2 separate regions of the Homo sapiens genome follow, and region 1 is linked to region 2. Evidence: chromatin loops called from intact Hi-C (ENCODE). Cell type or tissue: mesothelial cell of epicardium. All regions are shown on one strand. Each heading gives the region's core, and the rest is flanking DNA. Links, peaks and the distances in the headings are about the cores only. Region 1 overlaps LOC107984041 (a long non-coding RNA gene). Region 2 overlaps LOC107984041 (a long non-coding RNA gene).

Evidence for each region. Peaks named below come from ENCODE experiments on the same cell type or tissue, not always from the same donor. Only the 100,000 strongest peaks of a DNase experiment are listed, where the experiment ranks them.
Region 1: a loop joins it to region 2, with 15 times the contacts of the local background. A loop is called at or near these places in 1 of 110 quality-filtered maps.

Annotation. Positions count from the first base shown.
Region 1 is chr6:101,030,814-101,033,735 of GRCh38, reverse strand. The region is part of intron 3 of LOC107984041 (a long non-coding RNA gene); the gene reads right to left. Among named protein-coding and RNA genes, the nearest start is that of ASCC3, 150 kb to the right of the region's middle. In mesothelial cell of epicardium, for the core only: no CTCF peak of the experiment used is centred there; no DNase peak of the experiment used is centred there.
Region 2 is chr6:101,132,426-101,135,347 of GRCh38, reverse strand. The region is part of intron 5 of LOC107984041 (a long non-coding RNA gene); the gene reads right to left. Among named protein-coding and RNA genes, the nearest start is that of ASCC3, 250 kb to the right of the region's middle. In mesothelial cell of epicardium, for the core only: no CTCF peak of the experiment used is centred there; a DNase peak (open chromatin) is centred at 1,297.

The sequences.
Region 1 (2,922 bases), core at 194-2,693, 100 kb after region 2:
ATTCCTGTGTCAAGGTAGTGCTTTTGCTGTATACTCTTTGTAGAATACATACAAAGGGTAATTTTTGCCCTTTACATCTTTTTATTTGCCTTAAACATTTCACAACAAAGTTTTTTAAACTTTTAAAACTTACACCTGTGTCACATGTTTGGGGGAAAATTATCACTTTCTGTAACAGTAGAAATCAATTGGATAGTGCAAATCAAAAAGTAAATTGTTATTTTATCCAAAAGCTTATTTTAATAAGAAACCTGCTGTTGTTAATCATTATATATATCATCTTTTCAAAAGAAGCTGTTTTCTAATGAAGGGGATCCCAAATGCATAGTGCATTTTCAGGACAGAGAAAACTAGGGATGTATCTTCAGCTTTGTTAGATTTATGCTTCCCCTGGAAAGATCTTGCCATCCACAAAGCAGTGCTTTTGAGTTCCATTATGTTTATGGAAACAAAACAAAATAATGTGTCTATGAGTCTATTACAAATGAAAAGAAATAAAATAACTTTAAGATCAATTTCTAGAGTGTTTGATAAAATTTTAAATGTCACATTAAATATCTTACAACTTACCACATTATAAAAGAAGCATCAGATAGGGTTTATACCTAAACCCTAACAGAGAACAAAACAGGCTTGCATCAGATCCTTTGTTGAAATATTTCAAAATGATGTTTATTTTCTAAGTAAAAAGAAAAAGGTTAGATATACTAATGAGGGATTTTTTTGCTCCTTAGTTCTGCTAAAATCCAGGTTCTTGTCTAATGACCAGGAATAATTAGGCACACAGACACATTGAAAGGCAAGGAGAGCAAAATTTATTAAAAGAAAGCTCTCAGCAAAAAAAAAGAGGGGTCCTGCCAATAGGCTCCCACCTCACAGATTGAATACCAGGCCACCATACACAAGCTGAAGAGGCCAGGCTCCTCCCCGCTGCATAAGGTGCAAATCCCCAGTGGTTCCACCCCACTCTCCCAGTGTGAAGGTGGGCCCCCAGTCCATTGAGGGCATGCCAAGACAAGGCCCTGGGCAGGTTCCCTCATCTGCACAAAAGCATCTGTATACATCTGATGTATACACTTGTGGGGTGGGTCAGAGATTCTCTGAGTACCCTCCCTTATCTGCCTCCTGCATCTATCATTCCCCCCTCTAAAGAAGTACATCTAACTGCCATTAGAATAGGGATAAGGATAAGGACAAAGACTGATATTAACTGCCTCTTGATGACATGGGGTGCTGTTTTGGGGAAGTGGCAGTCAGAGCTCCCTCAAAAACCTATCTAAGCATCCCCAACAAAAGGGGCCATCATCCAAGGCTCCGGTTGCGTGACTGTTTGGAGTTTGATGGCCCAAAGGCAAGAAGAGACAAACCAAGTTATTAGAAAATATGTATCAAAACAAAACAAGGTGGGGTAAGAACAGCTCAAAAATCCCAAAGCTTTTACCAGTTTGCACAGGGAGAGGGAGGCCAAAAGCCTGACTGGTAAACAAACAAACAAAAAAAAATTTACCCTTTTGCAGACATGTCAGTGTTCTGGCTTCACTTACTCCAAGCCCAATCCTAAGCCAACCAGTTTAAGGTTTGGGAAATGAACTTTTCCAAGTTTCAAGGATGTATATGAGGGGAGTGTCCCATAGTACAGAGACACAATTACCTATCTGTGAAAAGAAGACAGAGGAGGAAAAGGAAAAAAGAAGGCATTTTTTTCAAAAGCATCCCAGGGGTTCAGGATATATTCAAAAGGAGTACAGACTGCAGAAGAATGGCTACTCATCTAGAAAGAGGGGAACAAGCATCCCTGGTTCCTTTCTCTTCCTAGTGAACGCCCAGAGTACATAAGGGAGAGAAAGTGAGGCATCCTTTCTTTCTTCCATCCTTATATCCCTAAGTCCCAGCAACTGCAAAAGGGTGCTGCCCATGGGTGTCAAAGCGGCTTTCGCCAATGTTAAAAGGAGGGCCTAGGGGTGGGAATACCCACTCTTACCTACATACAACCTGTCTCGCCTGCTGTGAGTAGCCTTCGAGTTCCCGAGACTTCATTTATTCCATGAATACTAGCATGACCTTTATCCATGGAATGAGAGGCTTGGCTTAATTGTCAGGAATTAGTCATGCTCACCTGTGCAGTGCCTTTTAACTTGTGTTATGGTCTGCCTCTGGATTCCTTGAATCCAGTTTTTGTTTTGTTTTGTTTTGTTTTGTTTTGTTTTGTTTTTTTCCTAAGGCTTTGACCCAAAGCTTGAAATTTAGTTTGAGACAAAAATGTGTCTCAAGGTGGTGGTTCCAAGATGGCCGAATAGGAACAGCTCCAGTCTACAGGTCCCAGCATGAGTGACGCAGAAGACGAATGATTTCTGCATTTCCCACTGAGGTACTGGGTTCATCTCACTAGGGCTTGTTGGACAGTGGGTGCAGGACAGTGGGTGCAGCGCACCGAGTGTGAGCCGAAGCAGAGCGAGGCATTGCCTCACCCGGGAAGGGCAAGGGGTCAGGGAATTCCCTTTCCTAGCCAAGCAAAGCTGTGACAGACGGCACCTGGAAAATCGGGTCACTCCCACCCTAATACTACGCTTCTCCAATGGTCTTAACAAATGGCACACCAGGAGATTATATCCCGCGCATGGCTCGGAGGGTCCCACACCCATGCAGCCTCACTCTTTGCTAGCACAGCAGTCTGAGATCGAACTGCAAGGTGGCAGCAAGGCTGGGGGAGGGGCACCTGCCATTGCTGAGGCTTGAGTAGGTAAACAAAGCGGCTGGGAAGCTCGAACTGGGTAGAGCCCACCGCAGCTCAAGGAGGCCTGCCTGCCTCTGTAGACTCCACCTCTGGGGGCAGGTCATAGCCAAACTAAAGGCAGCAGAAACCTCTGCAGACTTAAATCTCCCTGTATGACAGCTTTGAAGAGAGTAGTGGTTCTCCCAGCA
Region 2 (2,922 bases), core at 152-2,651:
CAAAATCTAGTTTCCCACGTGGTTGTTTGAATCACTTGTGTCAATTTTTTTATGAATGTGGTAGACGGAAAACACTAAAGAAAGGCCATTGATCTGGAATGTAATTATTTCAAAAATGACTACAATAAATAATGCAAAAATACAAAAAAGAAGAGATGTAACACCTGCCAAGTGTCTATTATGCAATTAAGCGAAATCATCACAGCAACACTTTAAAGTCAATATTATTGCTCAGATTTTACAGACAAGGAAACTAAACTCTAGCAGGCTAAGAAATTAACCCAAGGAATACCACTGGAAGCCAAGAAAAGGGACTCAGATGTGGTTCTCCGAAGGCAAAGCCTGTGTTCTTTGCTTCCTTCCCTACTACAACTAAATCTAGTGATGTACACAACAATGGACACTATTATTTGTAGTAGGAAAGGAAAAAAAATGAAAGTGCAAATTATAGGACTCTATAGTAGGAATGGTAGGAATAAGGGCATTCAGTATAAAATTGTTCAACTTCGTTGTATGTTTAAAAACTTTCAAAATAAAATGTTGCCATCTGGGGGTAGGAAAGATACCTGACTGAAAGATCTAAAGAGAAAAAAAACTCTAGACATTAAATGTGGAGTGGTCACCTCAACTGAGTATCAAAAAACTCAAAGGCCCATTTTCTTAAAAAATATCTTCACCAGAGTAGCAAAATATATGTACATCTCTTTTGGTTAAATGGCTTTATAGCTCTCGTGTTGAAATAGAGATACATTGCCTGGATTGGAATAAGATCTTAAACCATTTAAATCCATGAACATATTATGATAATTTCATCATCTTAATACTTTAGAAATTATACAAGAGGCCCTAGAATAATGGGGCAAGGAACACTAATTAATTTAGTGTTCCTTGATAACACTAATTAATAATAATAATAAGAGCTTTACACCTATACTGTGTTTACTATGTTACAGACACTGTTCTAAATACATAACAAGCAATAACTCATGTAAGCTTCTTAAAAATAAGACGAAGAAGGTATTTTTATTATATTCTACAATTGATAACAGTAGTTTGACTCCAGATAACACATTCGGAGCCATTGTACTGCATAGCCTTTCTGAGGTTCATTGCTATCTCCAACATACATGGAACCCCCTGGACACCTGGGAGAGGTAAAGTGTTAAAAGTGATGGTGGTAAAGCTAAGGGGGTTGGGTAGAGGGGTTGGTGCAGAGGTAGGATTTAAAATGAAATGTACAGCCAGGCTTGGTGGCTCACATCTGTAATCCCAGCACTTTGGGAGGCTGAGGAGGGCGGTTCATGAGGTCAGGAGTTTGAGAGCAGCCTGGCCAACATGGTGAAATCCCGTCTCTACTAAAAATACAAAAAAAATTAGCTGGACATGGTGGCGGACACCTGTAATGCCAGCTACTCGGGAGGCTGAGGCAGAAGAATCGTTTGAACGTCAGAGGCGGAGGTTGCAGTGAGCCGAGATCGTGCCACTGCTCTCCAGCCTGGGTGACAGGGCGAGACTCTGTCTCAAAAATAAATAAATAAATAAATCATACATGACTTCACTTACGTTCTCACCAGTGCATTTTTTGTGATAGGAAAAGAAAGGAAAACTATATCTACATGATGTTTTGGATAAAATAATTATTTAGAAACATGATAGAAAGTCAGTAAGAAGCTAAAAAGGAAAGGAAAAGAAAAATATAGATGTTTATGCACTGGAAGTAATGAAAATTGAGCAAAGAAAGGGGGAAAAGATTATTGTGATTTATAAAAATTAATTTTTACAAAATTTCTATCTTAGTTCAGCTGCTATAACAAAGTATCATAGACTGGGTGGCTTATAAACAACAGAAATTTATTTCCCAAAGATCTGAAGGCCAGATGTCTCATATCAGGGTGCCAGCATGGTCGGTTTCTGGTGAAGGCGCTCTTCCAGGCTGCAGGACTGCCATCATCTTGTTGTATCCTCACATGGTAGGAAGAGGACTAGAGAGCTCTCTGGGGTCTCTTTTGTAAGGGCACTAAACCTATTCAAGAGGACTCCAGATCCACGACCAAATTACCTCTCTACCTCCTAATACCATCACATTGGGGATTAGGATTTCATATGAAATCCCAACATATGAATTTTGGGGAGACATAAACATTCAGTGCATATAAATTTGGGGAGACACAAACATTCAGTGCATAACAATTGCTAAGTCAACAGTAATAACATTTTAAGTAGAAAAGTATCTGAAGATAGAGCATGGAGTGAGTCCATTAGGCCAAATGCAAGACAGGTGCAAACCATTATGCATTTCTATACAAATGTTTTTCCTTTTAAATGTTTCTAGTTGCATTATTTTATTATCATGTTTTCCTACTCTGTACCCCAAAATTTTCTGGTTGGAGAAAATCCCTCATCATATGTTATGAGGGCTCTGATTGCATAGGCTGAAGGGCCCAGAAACTCCCTCCTTGCCCTCAGAGAGCCAAATCAAAGATACATGACCTAAGATCTGTCAATTGGATGTTTGTACTAGGGAGTTCCAGTCCTGCAGGAGTAATACAAACATTCAGTGGCTGGAATCTATGTTGGAGGCCTAGACCAAAACCATGTCACCTCCAATAAGCAAACAGAGACTGGGAAGCCTCAAGCAGTACTCAGGCTGTTCTAAGGCATGATCTAGGCTGTTTACCACTGCAAGTGGCCTTACCTCTTGCCATTTCTAAGCTTAATTCGTCAGCACTTCTATTGCTTCTATAATTTCTCTTCCAATCAACTCATTTTCAGCTTAAATTTGGTTTAGTTTTATTGCTTGTGACTAGAAAACCTGAAAAACAAAAATTGGTCCTAAGGAGGGGCCACAGCATTGAAGGCAAGATGCAGAAGGCCACACTGCAACAAAGAAAGTATGAAAACATGAAGACCTGGTGTGGTGCT